Linked DNA regions of Mus musculus: all the other regions are linked to region 2. The links are chromatin loops, found by intact Hi-C in ENCODE. Cell type or tissue: heart. All regions are shown on one strand. Links, peaks and the distances in the headings refer to the core of each region. The heading gives the core; the rest is flanking DNA.

Evidence for each region. A loop is a pair of places that touch in the nucleus more often than their neighbours do. Peaks named below come from ENCODE experiments on the same cell type or tissue, not always from the same donor. Only the 100,000 strongest peaks of a DNase experiment are listed, where the experiment ranks them.
Region 1: a loop joins it to region 2, with 7 times the contacts of the local background. A loop is called at or near these places in 6 of 42 quality-filtered maps.
Region 3: a loop joins it to region 2, with 12 times the contacts of the local background. A loop is called at or near these places in 9 of 42 quality-filtered maps.
Region 4: it touches region 2 in a loop (2.6-fold over the local background); 3 of 42 quality-filtered maps call a loop at or near these places.

The regions. Positions count from the first base shown.
Region 1 is chr11:105,999,815-106,004,584 of GRCm38, reverse strand. Ace3 (angiotensin I converting enzyme (peptidyl-dipeptidase A) 3) reads right to left here. Exons shown (of 15, transcript NM_001101453.3): 11 at 4,550-4,648; 12 at 4,254-4,376; 13 at 1-161. The region is part of intron 2 of Gm35971 (a long non-coding RNA gene); the gene reads left to right. Among named protein-coding and RNA genes, the nearest start is that of Kcnh6, 5.9 kb to the left of the region's middle. In heart, for the core only: a CTCF peak has its summit at 2,646 (motif pointing left); no DNase peak of the experiment used is centred there.
Region 2 is chr11:106,073,728-106,078,497 of GRCm38, reverse strand. It overlaps Taco1 (translational activator of mitochondrially encoded cytochrome c oxidase I), which reads right to left. Exons shown (of 5, transcript NM_027346.2): 5 at 4,463-4,770. Among named protein-coding and RNA genes, the nearest start is that of Map3k3, 8.5 kb to the left of the region's middle. In heart, for the core only: no CTCF peak of the experiment used is centred there; a DNase peak (open chromatin) is centred at 1,977.
Region 3 is chr11:105,924,912-105,929,681 of GRCm38, reverse strand. It overlaps Tanc2 (tetratricopeptide repeat, ankyrin repeat and coiled-coil containing 2), which reads right to left. Exons shown (of 26, transcript NM_181071.3): 26 at 378-4,770. Among named protein-coding and RNA genes, the nearest start is that of Cyb561, 17 kb to the left of the region's middle. In heart, for the core only: a CTCF peak has its summit at 2,471 (motif pointing left); a DNase peak (open chromatin) is centred at 2,421.
Region 4 is chr11:105,941,563-105,946,332 of GRCm38, reverse strand. It overlaps Cyb561 (cytochrome b-561), which reads left to right and starts at 1,846. Exons shown (of 6, transcript NM_007805.5): 1 at 1,846-2,222. In heart, for the core only: a CTCF peak has its summit at 1,871; DNase peaks (open chromatin) are centred at 1,412, 1,812, 2,632 and 3,022; H3K4me3 peaks cover 2,247 bases; H3K27ac peaks cover 1,568 bases; H3K27me3 peaks cover 805 bases.

The DNA.
Region 1 (4,770 bases), core at 1,425-3,924, 75 kb after region 2:
GCCAGCCAAGGGTGTCCCCTTGCTTCACGTTTTCAGTCACCAGCCAGTCCATCAGTGGCTTGAAGTAGGTCAAAAAGGCCTTGGTGGATATATTGGACTCTCCAGTCACCTCCTGGAGGACCTCCCGCCAGGGCCGGCTGGAGCCCAACTTCAGGAGATCCCTAGGGGAGTAGAGTCGTCTGTGAGGCCATGTGGGAATGTCAGCTGCTGAGATCCCCCTCCTCCGAGTAAACACAACTTTTAATTCCCAACTTTGCCCTCCAGGACCCCAGAGCTCTCAGTACAGTAGATTCCAGCACTCATGTTGAAGCAAGATTCACCTGGGTGTGGCTATCAGCTCTGTCCTTGGGATGCCTTGGACAAATAACTCATCTAAGTGTCATCTCTGTAAGTGGAGGCAACCGTGCAGGGTTGCTACCGTGCTGCGAAGCAATAAATACCGACTGTTGCTGCTGATTGGTGTCCACTATTACTGTGGGCATCCTTATTCTCAATTCAAACAGGCAGCCATTTGGAGCCTCTGCTCACGCTGATGTATTTGAGGCAGCAACAGCCCTTCAGTCCTTCTTGGCCACATAGGGAAGGATTGAGAGAATTCAAGTGATGTGAACATGGAGGTTTTCTGTGTAACGCCTGCATGCTGTGCAAATATTAGCTGTCTTGAGGCACACCCAGGGCTTGGTGGCAGATGGCAGGCTCACTGAGTTCACCATGGCGGATGCAGAGGGTACTAAAGGCAGAGCTCCAGGCTCTACCCTGGCCTTGACAAACAATAACACTGGGCAGATGTTGACATTTCTCAACCCGTTATTCCAGGGTCTGATCAGGAAAGGGGTGGGGCTGGAAGCTTAGAGGTCACTGTATAGAGGTACCCAGGTTCAAATCCCAGCAATGCTACTTAGAAAGCATATAACCTTAGACGGTTAAGCTCTCTCAGCCTGAGTTTTCTCATCAGTAACATGAGCTTTCATGAATGTCTGCCCATCACCGTAGTGAGTATCAAGTCACAAGGTGGTGAAGGAATTTGTAACTTGCAGGATTTGTTCATGCTACTCGGTAAACGACTGGAGGTAGATGTGGGAACTAAAGGCCAATAGATACTTAGCAGAAACCATGAGACACATTTGCCTAGCATGTGTAATGTCCTGGGTTTGAGTTCCCCAGAATTTAGTAAAGAAACAAAGGAAGACAGGAAGAAAAAAAAACAAACCACTGAGAGAAAAATCTGTTAAGATTTAGTTATAGAGAATAAAGGCGAAGAGTCATCAAGAGTGAAATAAATAAAAATAAAAATAAGAGTCACAATTAATAAATAAACAATTCCCAAATGATTTGAGAATTTTTCAGATGCTGGATCCTAGGTAGAGGCAAAAAAACCCCAGTATAGGCCAGGGTCTCACACCATGTAGCCCAGGCTAACTTTGAACTCATGGTCCTCTTGTCATGACCTTCTAGGTGCTAGGATTACAAACTTGTACCATCACACACAGTTGGGAGAATAGCTTTAACTTCTGAGAATCTGACCATGAAGAAACAGCTCCACGGGCCACCGGCCTGTGTGAAGAGAGCCCAGCTACACACAGCTAATAAAGGGCCGTAGCATCAGTTGCTGGACACTGCCTCAGGCTCCAAAGTAGCAACACAATCCACAGATGATGGCAGGGCCATCATGGCTAGGGGACTTTAAGAAACAATCCAAGGTCTACTTTGACTGTCTATTGCCATCAGAACCAGTTCAGCACTTGCATGTAGGAGGGTGGGCCCAGAGAGCAAACGCACAGGAAAGCTACCCTAGGAAGAAGATTGGGAAAGCACCTCCCTTTCCTTCTTCATCCCCATCCCCATGAACCTGGGGACTTAAGCTGCTTTACCTTCTCTTAACATCCAACGACCTTTCCCCGCACCTGAGCCCATAAATATCTCCATGTCCTATCTTCAGGGCACTGGGACGTGGGTCTCAGGCTCCTTACGCTTGGCCATTTTGTGAAATTTTCTCTTTTACAAAGTGAGATCTTTCTCCCGTCAGGATGTTATGCAGCTGTCAAGGTGGGCCTGGTAGCACCTGCCTCCTGTTCCTTTACCCCAGAATCTCTTACTTCCCCTCCTCCTTCTCCTCCTCCTTCTCCTCCTTCTCCTCCTCCTCCTCCTGGGCTCCACTATGTTTCCATTTAATCCTCTTCCAAACCTTGTGACAATCCCTTTCTTAGAAGGCTCTCTTCTGCCCACTACCCAGTGAATGGTGTACAAGATGCTCAGCCTGGAATTCCGGGTCCTTTTAGACCAGGGGTGTAGACAGTGAAGGGGCGTGGGGGCTGATGAACAATGTCACGTGTTTTGGGGTTTAGTTAAACAGAGTCCTGTGTACGCTGGGTAGGGTAAGAGAGGGAAGTAGAGAGAATGACTGACGTCAAGTGTCCCTCCAAGCAAGAGGCATAAAGGGGAGTTAGACATGAGCTCCTGGGGAGAAAACACACGTCATTTTCTTCTGTGTCTGCTTTTGGGGACAGACATTTTCTTTGGTTCCCTGCTGGACTTCCTAACCCTCTTCATATTCAGCAAAGTCTCTTCTGTTTAGTCTTCTTTTTAGTAGTTTAGGATTCGTTTATTTCGTAGTCTATTGCCCTCTGCTGGACACAGGAAGACTGATCAGGCCTGTTCCAAGTAAATGCTAAGTGAACAATACAAGCAGCAGAGGTTGAATGAAGAGCCCACTTGTTTGTGTGTGTATACATCCATATGCGTACATCCATATCCCTATGTATAAAGGAAGGAAGAACTGACAGGGGGTGGTGATAATGGTGGTGATGATGCTCATATTATTGGACCTCTCTAGAAACAAAGCCCAGAGGACCAAACCTTCTGCTCCATCTGGTGGTTGCAGATGGTTAAAGGGCATGGAGGAGCCATAGATAACCTCATTACATATATAAAAGAAGCCAGGCAAAGTGACACATATCTGTAATCCCAGCACTTCAGGGAGGTAGTGTGGGAGGATCTCAAGTTTGAGGCTAGCCTGGGCTACAAGACCCTATCTCAAAAGACCAGAAGTACAACTAACAGTCTAAAATGCATGCAGGGGATGCTAGGTCAAGTATCACTAACTCTCTGCAAGGCAGAAACAAAACTCATTGAACAATTAAAGACACAGACCCAAATCAATAGCAGTCAAGAGAACAGAGATCCGGCCACTGGGTAGATGCCCCAACTCAGTGGTGGGAGAGCTGGCCTTGGAACCAGAAGACCTAATGTGATCTCACCAGGGCCTGCATCCCTGGACGGATGGAGGTGACACTCCTCCCCGTTTTCGGAAGCTTCTCCTCTGCCACTGCCTGGAGAATGGTGTCCAAGCTTGGAATTCAAGGTCTTCTCAGAGCAGGAGTATAGCTGGTGAAGTAGGGGAACAGATGAGCCATCTCTTGATGACAACTGTTTTGCAATCAGTTCTGAATTCATAGCATGAATTTCTTACTGGCTAAACGAATGACACATGATCAAGTCACTTCTCAGACCTTCAGTTTGATCATTTGTAAAAAAAAAAAAAAAAAAAAAAAAAAAAAAAAGCCAATGACAACTTTCTACCCTACAATACCAGTGCGGAACATGAATAAAGAACTCAGAGTCCAGCCAGCAGGGAAAATGCTCTGCACGTCCAATTCCTGTCCTCTACCTACTCCTCCAAGTTGGCTTCAAGGCAAAGCCTAGGACCACAACAGACCTGGAAAGGGATAGGCTAAACATCAAGTGTATCAGAAAAGACCGGAAGGTCAAAGTGGACCATAGGCCGGCCAGAAGTGTGTCAAGAGGCTGCAGTAAGAGTAACTTCAGTTGCCTGGGAGCCAAGTTGAGCTCAGCGAGGAGTCAGGAAAGGTGAATGGCCCAAGGGTGCCTCAAACACAGCCAGACACTCACAAGGATAGAATAAGGGGACTCTGGTGACTGAATCAGAAGGCAGAGGCAGGACACCAGCCCTGGCTTTCCACAGGAGACAAGTAGATTTACTGTATATGTGAATGCCTGTGTGTTCCAAGTGTCTCTGATCACAGCAGGCTACACGAGAGAAAGCAGGCTTGTGTTAATGTAGTAGAGAGTGCAGTCTTCCCTGAGAAGGCACTTCCACCAGAATGTCAGCTCAGTGCGGTTGCTCGGGGGGGTGGGGGGGGTGGCACTTTGGGGTCTAGGGGAATCCTGAAGCCAGGACTCCCTGTGAGGGAGATAGTAGGAACTGAAAGAAACTGGGGGATTTGTGCACTCACCCCAAGATCTTCCCTGCAACCTTGGAGTTGTAGTTATCGCACTGGTGCAGAGGGCCCACGTGGCCGGAGGCTTCGCATAGTGCTTCATGAAGTTGAAACTGCAGTATCAGACCAAGAAAGTATCTGTGTAGAGGAAAGATAAGGTGGGCTTCAGAGAGGAGATCTGGTTTAAGAAGCCCAGAACTTCTTGGGCACTGAGTGGCCATAAGGTTTCTTTGCACTTTCTGGAACTCCTCCACCCAGTCCCCATGTCTCCCAGATCCTACCAGCTCTGTCAACAGGGCCCAGACCTTTACCGGATATAGGGCACATTGGCAGGGATGTGAAACTTGGCACCTGGGTCAAAATCATCGTCTGATCGAGGGACAGGTGGGCACAGGCCTTGGTACTTCAACCTGGTGGGAGAGAGACAGGGCCTTGGCCATGGGTCCTGGAAGGCTCTTGTTGTTTGAAGCCCGTGTGTGTTCAGCCAGTCTGGGCCTGGCTTGCAGAGGCCATTCAGTGCATTTTCATGGAC
Region 2 (4,770 bases), core at 758-3,257:
AGTGTACTTACATATAGTAAATAAATACATGAAAAAAAAATTTAAAAAAAAAAAAAAAAAAAAAAAAAGAATGCTGCTTTTCATTCCCCCCTCACAAGTGCTAAGATTTATACGTATGCTTTACCATGTCCAGTTTACATGATGCTAGGGATCATGTCAGAGGCTTCAGGCATCATCTGAGCTACATCCACAGCCCCACAGCAGCAGTTCTGGTAAGAGTCGATGTAAGCCAGGCTTGCTAGCACAGGCTATAGTCCTATCCACTTAGGAGGCTGGGATAGCAGGATCACAAATTCAAGACCAGTGTGGGCAACTTAGTGATATCCTGTCTCCAAAAATAAGAATGGGGCTGGAGATATAGCTCGGTGGTATCTATAGCCTTTGCTTAGCAAAGCAAAGTTAGGTTAGGTTTGATCCTAACATGTACACACATACTAGTCAAAATTGTGACAGAGCCTGTCACAAATATTTCCATCTTACCAGAAGGACAGGAGAATATAACTCTAGTGTGGCTTCAAGGCAGTGAATAACTTTGTATCACTAGGACAATGATCAAAGATAAGATGATGTAAGTCATCCAAGTCACTTAAAGGTTCATCAGAGCCAGGCGTGGTGGCTCACACATGCAATCAGCACTCCAGACACAGAGGAAGGAGGAAATTCAAGCTCAGTATCTTCTACATAACTAGGGCTATACAGTGAGATCCTGGTTTTTGTTGTTGTTGTTTAAAACACACACACACTATACCCAGACTTCCAAATGTTGTTGGTCTCCTAATTGGGAAATAATTTGATTAAGATTTTTTTAGTTTTTGGCTTTAGTTTTGGTTAATGGATTTGTTTTCTCTTGTTTTAAACCTCTGTCTAGCCTTGGAAGTTGGAATAACTGGTATACAGGGCCACACCCATCATATATTTGTTAGTTTGTTCCTTATATCTCCCCTTGGGCCAGGGATGTAGTTCAGTAGCAGAGCCTAGTGAATGTGAGACCCTGGGTCGGATCTCTACCACTGGAAAAAAAATAAACAAAAACTTCCCCTGATAAGAATAACGTGACTCTAGAAAGACAAACTCAGTAACACTAGCAGGCATGGTGAGCCACAGTTGTAGGACTCTCAGGAGAGGGTAAAGCAGGAGAATGAGTGCAAGGCCAGCCTAGGCTACAGAGTAAGACTGGCTCACTAGTCAAAATAAAATAAAACTCCAAAACAAAGCAAAAAAAAAAAAAAATCAGTGATATCACCACTCTACAGTTGCCATTCCTGAAATTCTGACAAATTTCCTCTTTCACCCTAGCCTAACATACATGTAATTTTGAATCTTTACATAATACTACATTGTAAACATTTTATGACATAAAATATTTTTATTTGATTTTTGTTTTGTTGAGGCAAGGTCTTACTATGTAGCCCTGGCTGGCCTGGAACTCTGGATGTAGACCAGGTTAAACTCTCAACAGTCCTCCTACTGCTGCATGCACTTGTGTGACAGGTGTGTGACACCATAGCCAGTTTGATAAAGTATGCTTAGAAAGGTAACTGTTTCCTGTGAATGTCAGGGCTTTTTTTGTGCAGTGGGAAGGGCTATACCTTTGTCTTCTCGTTCCCAATTTTTTATTATTGATCTGAGAGTCCTGAACACTCACTCCATGACCTCCAAGTGAAATTTCAAAGCAGAAATAACAAAGAGAACTCTAAGATTTCTTCCCTGAAGCACAGATGCTATTGTTACAAAATTCACTTGTATAATGATGAGAATCAGACAGAATGTATCACTAAACTAAAAATTTCCCTTCTTAAATGTTTTTAGTATGAATCTTCACAGTGGTTTCTTGTTATATTTTATGGATATGACTATCTTTATATTTTATGGGCTCAACTGGACCCATACATAATAGGAAAGGTTCAAGTCAGCCCATTTCTGCTTTTCCTTGTTAACAGCAGGGGCATGAGAGGCACCCCGGCCGCCAGGGGTCAGTGCAGAGTCATTCTCACAGTTGCCTAATAAGGAAACTGGTTCCTCAACAAGTCATATTAACGAACTCTTCTAGATTGGAAGGGGCCTGTTCACATGAGTGGCCAAGTTCCCTTAAGTTCCCTCAGGTTAGAAACGATCATATTCCTTCAGCTTAGTTTATATTCAACATTTCTAAAGCAGGGCTATATTATAAACAAGGTCTTGTCAACATAAGATGCCATATTAGACCCAGTCTCCTTTGTTTGGAAGAAGATAATTTGAGGGTTCTTTTTCAAAGAGATTTATTATCTTTTTTTAAAATTAACTATGTATGTGTGTGTATGTGTGTATATGTGTTTATATCATGTATATGTGAATGTTATAGGAGATCAAAAGAAAAAAAAGAGAGAGCCATCTCTCCAGCCCTAGGTATGAGATAATTTATATATATAATAATTATTTTATTTTAGTATTTTTTGTGTATGTATATGTGTACACAGGTGTACATGATATGTCAGTATGTTTGTGTGTATAAGTGTGGGCACACATGTGCCATGGCATATGTGTGGAGGTCAGAGGACTCGGGTGGGAGTATTCACCTTCTACTTTATTTGAGACAGGGTCTCTTATTTTGCTGCTATGAAGGTCAAGCTAACTGGCTCCCAAGCTTCAGGGGACTCTTCTGTCCTAGCTCCCACTCTCCCACAGGAACAGTGGGGTTACAGATGCACACTATGTCTACCCTTTAGGTGGCTTCTCTGGATTCACACTCAGGTCCTCACAGTTGCAAGGCAAGCACTTTACTTGCCAAGACATTTCCCGACCCCTCGCTCTGTTTTACAGGTTTGTTGGTAAAAGTCAAATAACACAACAGTATCATATCTATGATAAAGCAGTTAACCAACATCAAGTTACCCCATTCAGACGATGTGCTAGTCCATACTTATGACGTAGCCAAGCGACTCTAAAGAGCCCTGGCTAGTACATGCCTTTGATATGAGGCATAAGGGCATCTGCCTAGGTATGGTCTTAGGTTGTTCTGTTGGTGTTGGTGTTGGGTTTGTTGGTGTTGTTTCCCTCATCTTGGCTTTCCAGCCGTCTTTTCTCAGAAGCAGAAGTTATCTGTCACAGATCTGGGTCTTTTCCACGCTTATTTATCTACGGTTCCTTCAGAAAAGATTACTCAGAGCTCAGACCAGCTTGAAGAACTTATACATCGGCAGGTGACCTGGGTTCGAGAGCCATCCCACACCCAGTGTGTTTGACATGCTACAACACAGCAGTCAGCACAGCTAGACTTTCTTTTTTTTTTGGGGGGGGGTTGGAAAAGGTTTATTCAGCTTACACTTCCATACTACTGTTCATCACCAAAGGAAGTCAGGACTGGAACTCAAGCAGGTCAGAAAGCAGGAGCTGAAGCAGAAGCCATGGAGGGATGTTCTTTACTGGCTTCCTTCCCCAGGCTTGCTCAGCCTGCTCTCTTACAGAACCAAGATTACCAGCCCAGAGGTGGTCCCACCCACAAGGGGCCTTTCCCCCTTGATCACTAATTGAGAAAAATGCCTTACAGCTGGATCTCATGGGGGCATTTCCTCAACTGAAGCTCCTTTCTCTGTGATAGATAACTCCAGCTGTGTCAAGTTGACACAAACCTAGCCAGTACAATTGACCCCTTGTCAACTTGACACAAAAACACATCACTGGTAAGCCTCAACCTTTCATTTCTTTTTTTTTTTTAATTAGGTATTTATTTCATTTACATTTCCAATGCTATCCCAAAAGTCCCCCACACACTCCCCCACCCACCCACTCCCACTTCTTGGCCCTGGTGTTCCCCTGTACTGAGGCATATAAAGTTTGCATGACCAATGGGCTTCTCTTTCCAGTGATGGCCAACTAGGCCATCTTCTGATACATAAGCAGCTAGAGTCAAGAGCTCTGGGGTACTGGTTAGTTCATAATGTTGTTCCACCTATAGGGTTGCAAATCCCTTTAGCTCTTTGGTTACTTTCTCTAGCTCCTCCATTGAGGGCCCTGTGATCCATCCAATAGCTGACTGTGAGCATCCACTTCGGTGTTTGCTAGGCCCCGGCATAGTCTCACAAGAGACAGCTATATCTGGGTCCTTTCAGCAAAATCTTGCTAGTGTATGCAATGGTGTCAGCGTTTGGAAGCTGATCATGGGATGGATCCCCGGATATGGCAGTCTCTAGATGGTCCATCCCTTCGTCTCACAGCTAGACTTTCTTTGGTGAAGGTACAAAGGCCAGGCTCTGGACCAGCACATCAGTCTTCCCTTTGCCTGTTTCCCCTCTAGTTACTGTCGTTCCTGTTATTTGGTGTCATTAGAACAGGAGCCAAAACTGGCCTTCTGAGACCCTCAAGCTTTCAAACCTAAGTTAGTATAAGCCCTTACAGGAAAGCAACCCCCATCTGCTGTTATCAATATTACAACACAGGGTTAATCAAAGTAGATCCTGGGGAGGCCTTTTTCCTTGACACCTGATTTTCTATTGGCACTAAAACTTAAGCTCTCAAACGGGGAACAGAAACCACAAAAAGAGAACAAAGATAATGAACGTAATCCATGATACCCTGGAGCAGTGCCATGGGTACATCCCTGTGTCTTCCCTTTGAGGTCTCACATCTTAGAGCAGGACATAAGCACCAACTGAACTGCCTTCTCCCTAGAAAAGCACAATCCCTGTAAGTAAGGTGTTCAAGAGACACTAGCTGCATGAACAAGTGAGAAGGCTAGGTCGTTATACCAGCACCCAACCACAAGAACAGCCACGTCTCTATTCCACAACAGAA
Region 3 (4,770 bases), core at 1,392-3,891, 150 kb after region 2:
CCAAACAAACAAAACATGATGGAATGCAGCGCTCCTGTGTAGCTGCTGCTGAGAAAAAGGCTCCCTTTAACTCCACACATAGCCAGGCTTCACTGAGGTCCTAGAACCATCCCAAGCCAACAGCTCCCTCAAGTGCATGTGATCAGTGTCCACCTCAGAGGAGACACACAACTTGGAAGAGACACAGGGAGGCATGCTTCCGCGCCTCTCACAGCAGAGCAAACAAGTCATCAGGAATCTGGCTGTAGCCTTGACCTTGGTGTTCTCCCTTGGGGGGGGGGGGTGGGCATCCTCAGCACTGCCCTTTCAGTTAGGGGTGAGCATGGAAGTCAGCTCCCTGGATAGAGCAAGGAAGGAGAAAAGCAGCAGACACCAGGTTTCTCCAAGTGTTGACCATTTATAAATACGTACATTTGCTTTCATACATACAGTTCATTGTACAGATGACGCTCTGTATACATGGGGCAGGAAAATGCATTCATTTGAACTTTTCACATCTATCTCACACAGCTCACATGTACAGACAATAAAACTGTTCAAGCAAGTACAGTAGAGAAAATGTCTTCCTTATTCACGGGGCTGGAGGCCTCCGCTGGGTGTGGGCCATCCCCACTGCACGAGTTCACGACCGTGTGGTGTTTGATATATCAGGATAGAGAACAAACATGCATTGGATAATATACTGTACAGAGAAAGTCCTTTACATCTGAGTTATAGAAAACCTAAAGGAAAACTAAGTGCATTAAAGCTTTTTCCAGCAAGTGTCTTGAAAGGACAGCAAAGAGGAATAATCAAAATCATATTAGTACAAATCACTCTTTAATTGTAGACTGTACATGTCTGTACTAATTAAAATCGTCTTGGGTTGGAGGAGACAGAACAGAGGGACAGATGCTGTGCTAGATGGAAGGGAGGCCATGCCTGAGAATGGCACCTGCCCTGGGCCCCACAGGGAACGGCCCAACTCAGCAGGAATCAGTCAAATGTCAGGAACAAAACAAACAAGCAAAGCAAAGCAAAGCAAAGCAAAGCAAAGCAAAGCAAAGCAAAGCAAAGCAAAGCAAAGGAAAGCAAAGCAGGACAGGAAGTAGAACTTACAGGATTTCCAAAATAACTTTGAATGAAGTGGATATCTAGAGCCAACATCTCTAATCCCCCCTCCCCCAGTGAATGGGTACACAGTAAGGCAGGTACATTCAAGTACGGAATTTTCCAGAATTAACTCTCTGTCTGGTCCTGGGGATTGAAGGGAGTGAGTTGAGTCCTAGCCAGATTTTCTGGTTAGTGATTAGCAAAGGAAAAAATCCAGCCATCAAGTGCTACAGAAACAAAGCAGCTAGGCCACGTTCTTCCCACGGAGTAGGTCTATCTGAAACCAGGAGATGGTGCTGGCTGGCATCTGCGTGCAGCCAGCTGTAGCCTGACTGGTCAGCTTAGTGTAGGGATCACGATAGTCAGCAGGAAGAAATGAGATGACAGGGTGAGGAAACATGAGAGTAACACTTGATTTTTGGTGTCCAATTATACGTTCATTTGGTACTGACTTTCAAAGCTCTGACTGTGGCCATCACGTGGCCACAAGCATCTCAGGGTGGCTCAGCTGCTGTGAGGCATTGGACACCGAAATGAAGGTTACCAACACTTCAGCCCTTGAGTGGTCTGTATTACAAAAAGAGTTGATGAAGACCCAGTGAATATTCAAGTAGCTCTGCACAGTGGCTCCACCAGCCCCGTTGTGCTTGTGTCCAGGCCCCTAGCCAGCTGCCTTTTCTTGGGAGCAGCCAGAGCTGAGTTCAAGGCATTGCATGGTGAAGGTTTCCATGACGCGTCTTTGTAGGTAGCTCTTACCCTAAGCCCTTTGTTCATTGTTAGTCATGGTAGATGGTCAGTCTGGAATTCCCAGAGGAAAAGGAGAAGTCACACCTCTCAACAAGCACGAGGCAGGGCAGTATGGCCCTCAGAGTAAAGGCGGTAGCAGACCCCTTCTTGAGAACTGGGCAGCCTGAGGGCAGACAGGTAGGGTGGGTGGGGCTGCTGAGCGCTCAGAGCCTCAACAAGAGATGGGCACAGAGGCAGCATATCCTGCCACCTGGGGAGCCTGTTCCATTGTGTGGCAAAGATTCAGTGAGCAACTGGTTTTGTCCAAGGCATTTCTGCAGTAGAAAAATAACCATCTTTAATCAACCACCCAACTGTGATTCTTCTGGAGTTATAAAAGCCGGAGGCTGAGTGAACTGAGAGGAACGGTTTCTAACGGGGAGAAAGGGAGCGCAATGTAACCTCGCAAACGTGGTGTCCAGAGTCTGCCTTGCTACAGGGGCATGGCTGCAGGAAGCCCCCTCAGGCTTGTGTTCCCTTCTTCCTGAACCTCTAGTCTGTAGGGCCCCCTTGCCAGCTGCACTGGCAGCAGCTCCACGAAGCCATTCTTTGTAACCAGGTAAGTATGATGCAGGGTCACAGTGACACCTAGTGGTAGAGTACGGTGAAGCACAAGTGACATCCACATATCCCACTGCATATGACTAAACTCTAAGGAAAAATACTTATGGATATTAAATTAGATACTGGTTTAAAATTTTTCTATTGGGTATATCTCTGAAATATAAAAATACCAATATTTAGAGGGAATCATAAACTACTATACAATATAAGGGAGGAGAACACCTTTCTCTAAGCTGTTCTGTTTATAATAATTTAGGAAAAGTGATAATCCAGGCTTAACTAAAATCAGCAAACTTGGATATCTGGGCAACAACCTGGGATACTGTACACAATTCTAATGAGTGGAATTTTCCTGAGCCATCAAGTTTAAGTTAAACACATCTAGAAAGGGGCACCTGGAACGAGAGGGGGTTGTGCTCTATTAACTCGGGACTAATAGTGCACGACTGCAACCTGGACAGACACAACAGCAGATACAAAATGATCTCCATTTGTCCATGCCGAATTCTCATGTTACAGAGGTTTTCCCTTTACTTTGTAAATAAACAATAATTTTAATTGTTACTTGTGTGCCTTACTGATCCAGTAAATAAATGAACCATGTCTCAGGAGTCCCTAAGAAAATTGCTGGAAAAGCACTTTAAAATCACTGCAAATGTTTTCTTGTGTTTAAAAATCCTTACTCTTTGAGGCTTATATACAACGTTATTTCTGTGCTATAAATGCTGTGGCCCACTGCTTGATTTCTTTCCTTGTATCTTTTTTTCTTGAAAAAACACACTAGAGACAAGAGTGACTCTAATTTCTAATGAAGACATTACTCACACTTAAATATCCAGTATTTATCAGAGTTACAAATTCAAACAGTAAAGTGCACCCATTTATAGACATGATGTGATGGAAACCCACCAGTGCAAGAATTTTGGGCAAAGGAACATGTTTGGGTGAGAAACCTACAAGCTGAAGTTTGTCACCTGTCTCTACTTAAGGGTGATGTGAATTGAGTGATAAGAATTTGCCAGTTTCATTTAAGATTTGTCTTCCATCCTGAAGCCAGGCAAATGTTCATTGTTGGGAAGGGAGGGGCACATTTAAAATACAGTACTAAGATCAACCATGGCAGTGAAGTAGCAAAGCAGGGCAGGCAGTCTGCATCCAGGGAAGATGCTTGTCTCCTGCCTCAGGAAGCTCCCATTGGTGTTCTTAAGTCAAAAACCACTTGCTCCAGTAGTGGCATGCACTCTCTCTTATAATGGATAGGAAATAATTGTGGTTTGACACTGCTATTTCAGGTGGGGGTAGAGACGCTAACTCTCTTAATTTTCCTGGGAAAATGAGGGACCATGGGTAATAGTGGCAGCTGTGGTGTATTTTTAGGTCTGCATGGCATTCTAACCCACTTGGGCAGGTAAGGTGGTAAGGGTGGCTTTCCAAACAGGCGGGAGCACTTTATTAATGGACTGTAGGAGCTCCCTCAGAGGTGGTTCAGGTAAGATACAATGTGATGCAGAGACCAACAGAGCTGTGTCCAGGCCACAAGGGGACTGGAGAGGCTGCTGCTCCCAGCTATAGGCTGACCCCACAGCTATAAGCTTCTTCCAGATGGGAGAGATGAAGATAAAGACAGGTGGATGGTCAGGTAGGGAGAAATGACCAGTGCCTATCCTAGTCTAGGAGGATGGGGCAGTTCTATATCAGAGTAAAAGCAGTCCTGCTTACAGAGATGAATTCTGATCTGTTTTAGGCTTGGGGGGCCTGGGGTCCATCTACTGGCAGAATCTAAATCAGTGATGAAAGGTTTCTGATTGCAGTGTCATGCTCTGCATGACTTCAGATCCTATCAGAGAACTGCATTCCAAACAGATCACAGCTGGGTTTTGTTCAGGAAATTGTCCTTCCTGCAGCCCTTCACTAATGAGAAATGCTCCCTAAGAACATGGTAGCAACAAGCAACATGGTTACTTTGCTGGACCTGTGGCTTGGTTTTGAGAACTGACGTGTTCCCAGAGATGGTACTGTGCTACAGCTTTGGTTCCTGTGTCCTTGATGCCTATCTCACAGTTGTCTCAGCTTTTCAAAAAATCAGGTTAGCAAACAGCCACAAGACGAATGGAAACGGAGGGAGGAAAAGGCCTACTATCAATCTCATGCCCCTACCCAGTGCTCAGAGCAATCTGTAACACTTTTGGCTGTTTCTGATTTTCAAAGATTACCATTTAACACTCTTAGATAAAAGAGACAATTCCTTTAACAGAGAATAATGAAATCAGAGGTCTTAAAATGGAATTAGATAACAGCCAACACGGAATGTAGTGGCCTGGGTGGAAA
Region 4 (4,770 bases), core at 889-3,388, 130 kb after region 2:
GTTCTATTTTCAACTTGATCACAGTAACCATTATGTATATCCACAACCTGAAGGGACCTGAGGATGCTGCTGCCTCAGTCTCAGGGTGGTGGACACAGGACCTGCTTGCTGCTGCTGGTGGCCGTGGCTGCTGAGCTGAGAGCTCTCCAGGGGATATTGTAGGGCAGGGCCCAGTTTTTGGAACTGATATAAATTTGTTTGGCTCAGGCATGTGGATTCTTGTATCGCTTTTCACATTCCTCTGGACTCTAAGGACTCCAGAAACACTTGGGAGCTACACCTACACTAGGCTTCCCTGGTGAAATGAACAAAAAACTAAAAACTTACCTTCAAAGTAAAACCAGGCTGGGTGGTGGTAGCACACAACTTTAATTCCAGCACCCAGGAGGCAGAGGCAGGCAGGTCTCTGAATTTGAAGACAGCCTGGTCTACAGAGAGTGTGTTCCAGGACAGCCAGGGTTATACAGAGAAAAGTCAATACCTCTCACAGATGCACGTGTGTACACGTGTGCACGTACACACACACAAACACACACACACAAGACCTGGTTACATTTGAGAAACGCTTAGGATCTATTCATGCTAAATTTCTAAGATAGAAATGTAACTAGGAATCCTGGTTTTCCCCTCAGCTTTCTGCACTGGGTAGCCCTGGGGAGAAAGAATGTGCCAGGTGGGAGTGGGTCTGCCTTAGGTCTGGCGTCCTGGTTATGAGGACAAAATTTATTCTGCTCGGTGCCTTTTTTTGCTCCTTAAGGCCTTTCGCTCAGAGACCCCCTCCCTGCATCGTGAGTGTGTGTGAGTGTATGTGTGGTCGTCATAACTCTAGTCTTTCCCATACTGCCACACTGGCGGTCAGGAAATGCACTGTGAAGCAGTCAGCTTGGAGACTTGAAGGAATGAGGTAGGGGATGATCCAACAAAGGACTCTCCCAACAGGAGCCTCCCCGGGTCTTGGAAGGCACTTTAAGACCAACACTTAAACAAGATTCCATCCTGCCAAAATCGGTCCCTCCTTTTCCTCCCAGGAGCCCAAATATACCCAGCAAACAATGAGAAATGGCTCAGCGCCATGTTTAGTTTATAAGCATGTATTTATTGCCTGCACCACCAAGGAAGCTGTTGCTTACCTTAAAAAGCCCATTAGCTTCTGCCAGACGAAAAGTTACCATAAGGTAATTCCGGTTTTTGGTTCTCTCTCAACCGTACACTAGACAGCATACCCACCCTCTAAGAAGGAGCCCCCGCCCCAATTCTGGCTTCTACCAGTGGGCAGCTCCCAGCATGCTGAGGTGTTCCAGGGACTGCCTTCACAGTCATGCTTTGCCTCACAAGGTAAAATACCCCATTTCTCTCCTCCTCTCCGTGAGTCTGGCCAGGCATCCAACAGGAAAGAACCTTTTGTTCCCAGCTTGTAGGAAGTCTGAGCTAGGCTCTTATCTATTCGTAGCATTTCCTGGATAGCGGGCCAGGATCTGCTAAGCTCCCAGCCTTGGTCTTGGCAACAGTCTTAAGTACAGACCTTGGCATACACCAGGTCTAGGACTTAAATGAGAAGTTGGAAGGACACAATTTACCCTTAGATTGGTGTCTCTGTCTCTCTCTCTCTCTCTCTCTCTGTGTGTGTGTGTGTGTGTGTGTGTGTGTGTGTGTGTGTATCCTGGAGTGGAAAAAATGGGAGGCAAACTGTATCAACAACAGTGTCTATGTGGTCAATGTGGCTGGTGTGCAGATGCGGAAGGGCAGGGTTATTCCCAGCCTTCCAGTAAAGTGTAAAGTGCCATCTCCGCCCACGAGGGCTGGAAGAGGTGACCCTGGGTTCCCGGAGCTGAGCTTGGGCCCAGGCCAGGCCTGACACCTAGCGGCCTCCTGGGTTTGGGCGTGGAGAGTAGCGAGCGAGAAGCTAGAGACCGGGAACCCGGGCGCCGAACCCGCGCCGCTAACCTTCCCCGCACGCCGGTCCCGAGCCAGTCCGGAGCCAGTCCCGAAGCTGCTGGAGTTCGGGTCCTGAGTGCGGGTCGGTGTAGCCGAGGTGCCCTACCGAGTGCCGGCGCCTGGCGGGACTTCCGGCGCAGGTGACCGTCGCCTCCTCGCGCGCGCTACCGCTTCCCCGCCGCCGCCCCGTCTCCATGGCGACGCCGTCGCGCCGAGGCTCGTGGAACCTGCCGAGCGTCCGGGGCGCGGCGCGTGGACGCGCGCAGGCCTGGCGGCGGCGGGACAAGGTAGGCGACGGGGAGGTGGGGAGCCGAGTTCCGCGCGGAGGGGCGGAGGGGACTGTGGCCAGGTGAGGCAGGGCTTCGAGCCGCCCTTCCGCGCGCACCTGCCCGCACCGACCCGGCGCTGCCCGGCTTGTCCCCTGACGCGGGTGTTGTGCTGCTGGCACCCGGCAAGGCAGCCGGGGGAGCGCGGGCCGCGTCTGCCCGAGTTAGAATGGGGACTGCTGGTGACTTGAATTCAAGTCCAGGGGCCTGCGGCTGTACTGTAGAACAAAGTGGGTGGGAGTGGACCAATCTGCATTCGCCACGACTGAGCTCCCACTGTCCCCGCGGCCGGTCCCTGCGCTCAGGTGCGGGCCTGGTGGATCCTCTTTCTCTTCTTCCGCATCCCACCGTCCTCGGGCAGGATAACTAGTTCCTATCCTGGCAGAACGCCTGGCTTCGTGCTTTGGCCTTGGAAGTGACTCAGGGGCGGAACTTCTCGGAGAGAGGGATCTGCTGCCGCCTCTGACTCCTGGAGTGGTAGCCAGGCCACCTCCCCCTTTCCGGTCACTTCTCTTCTTACCCTTACCACCTTTCCACAGGCGCTGCAGCACCACAAGTCACAGACACTTTTGGTTGCCCTTCCTTTTTTTGTCTTGGCAATTTTCTTTAAGAAAAGCCCCATCTCCGATACCTGAGTTCTGTCCGCTTCTTAACAAAACAAAAAGCAAAGTGTTCTCACCTCCCTTAGATACCTTGATTGCTCCTCAGCACTTGGATCTGGGAGGAAAATACTGGACTGCTCCAACCCCACCCCTTGTAGGAGGAGCTCCTGGAACCAGAAGTAGAGTTGCACACAGATGCCCTGCCCTGCCATTGTCCCTGGGTAGGCAGAGCCCAGGTTTCTTGAACTTACAGACATCTGAATGCTGGGATTAAAGGCCATGCCAGGCCTTGCGTTCCATTTTCTAATCGCCTCACAATTAATTAGAGTACAAGTGGGAATATGAAATTTCAGACATTAAAATTACCACCTAGGTCACTTGTGGTGACAAGAGGCTGTGTTCCTAGAATGTGGGAGCCTGATGCAGGGAGACTGAACGTTTAAAGCCAGCAGACCTACAGAGGGAGATCTTGGTCTAACGCCCCCTCCCCCGCAACAAGAACTAAAGGCAGACTGTTTGACAGTCTTCCTCGCTCTAGAAGTTTGTACTCTATAGGGGGAATGAATGGGTTGGTGGTGGGGCAGGAGGGATCTGGTCATCTTCATGGGTCCGTTGACGTCACTATGACGTTTAGGAGATGTTATTTTTGTTCAACTGCTGTTTGCTTAGGTCCTAGCTAGGTGGCAGGCACTGTGCTAAGCACTTGTGCATATTTTTTTTTTCCATTTAAGTTGTCCGAAGTCCAATGAGGTAGGTCTTAAGGTCCCCACTCCACCCCGCTCTCCTCCTCCCCGACCCCACAGTTGAGGAGGCCAGCTTGGAGAATGGACAAGGCCTCCCTGATGGCACACAGTAGGAAACAGTGGAACACACAAATGCTCCCATGCCTTAGGTGGTTGGCATTCATGGGAGCCCTTCCTCCATAAAAATAAATAATGATATTTTTCAAATTTCCCTGGTGTAAAGACAACATACAGACTGGATTAAAAACATAAACCATTTCAACCCCTAAAGTTCAGCTCTTCCATTCTGAAATGAAGCAGGCTCTTTTATTTTTAACTCTTGGCAAGTTCTGGTGCAGAGGCACACCTGATGCTGACCCTCCTTCCTTCCTGGCGCATCCTGGGTGCCCCGTGCTACCGCTCAGCTTCTTTTTGCCTTTTGTCTCATCGTGTCTTAGGATCTTACCCATCAAGGAAAGCTCTAGTCCCTTCCCCCACTGCAGTCTTTCCTAACTCAGTTAAAGCCTGCTGCTGATGGGGAGGGCTGTGGCCAAGCCAGGTTTGCTGCTTCCCTGTGCTCTGCTCTGCCTCCTGGGCTGTTCAGCATGTGCATCTGGTACCAGTAATGAGGTTAGGCCTGGTTGCCTTTTAATAAAACACAGTGGGCTTGGAGAAGGAGCGTGGTGCTCTGCACAGGTCGAGCCCCGAGGGTAGCCATGTCCCCGTGTGATTACATTAAGTGGGAGCCAGTCTGCAGGTGGCCTGTGGAGATTGGGGGTGTATCTGTTTGAACTGTCACAGCCCAGAGATCTGTCACCCCACCCTGAACTGAAAGGAAGGAGAGTAGCCATGTAAGGGGCCACACAAGCACCAGTTCCTTGCAAAGCTCTGAACTATAGTGCGATGTGTCAAGAGGCTGAGGCAGGGGGATATCTAGTTAGAAGCCAGCCTGGGTTACACTGTGAGATCATGTTTTGAGAGAAAGGAGAGGGAGGGAAAAGGAGAGAGAACACAGATCTGTGGGGGCAGAGGAAACCCAGGGTCAGGAGTGACCATTTCCAGCCTGAGGGGTGATGAGCTACTGTTGTGCTCTGGAAACACAGAGGCGAGAAGAGCCTACAGAGAGAGCAGAGCCAGGGGCTGCGATGCAAACACATGCTTACACGGGAGCAATCCACAAGTCCT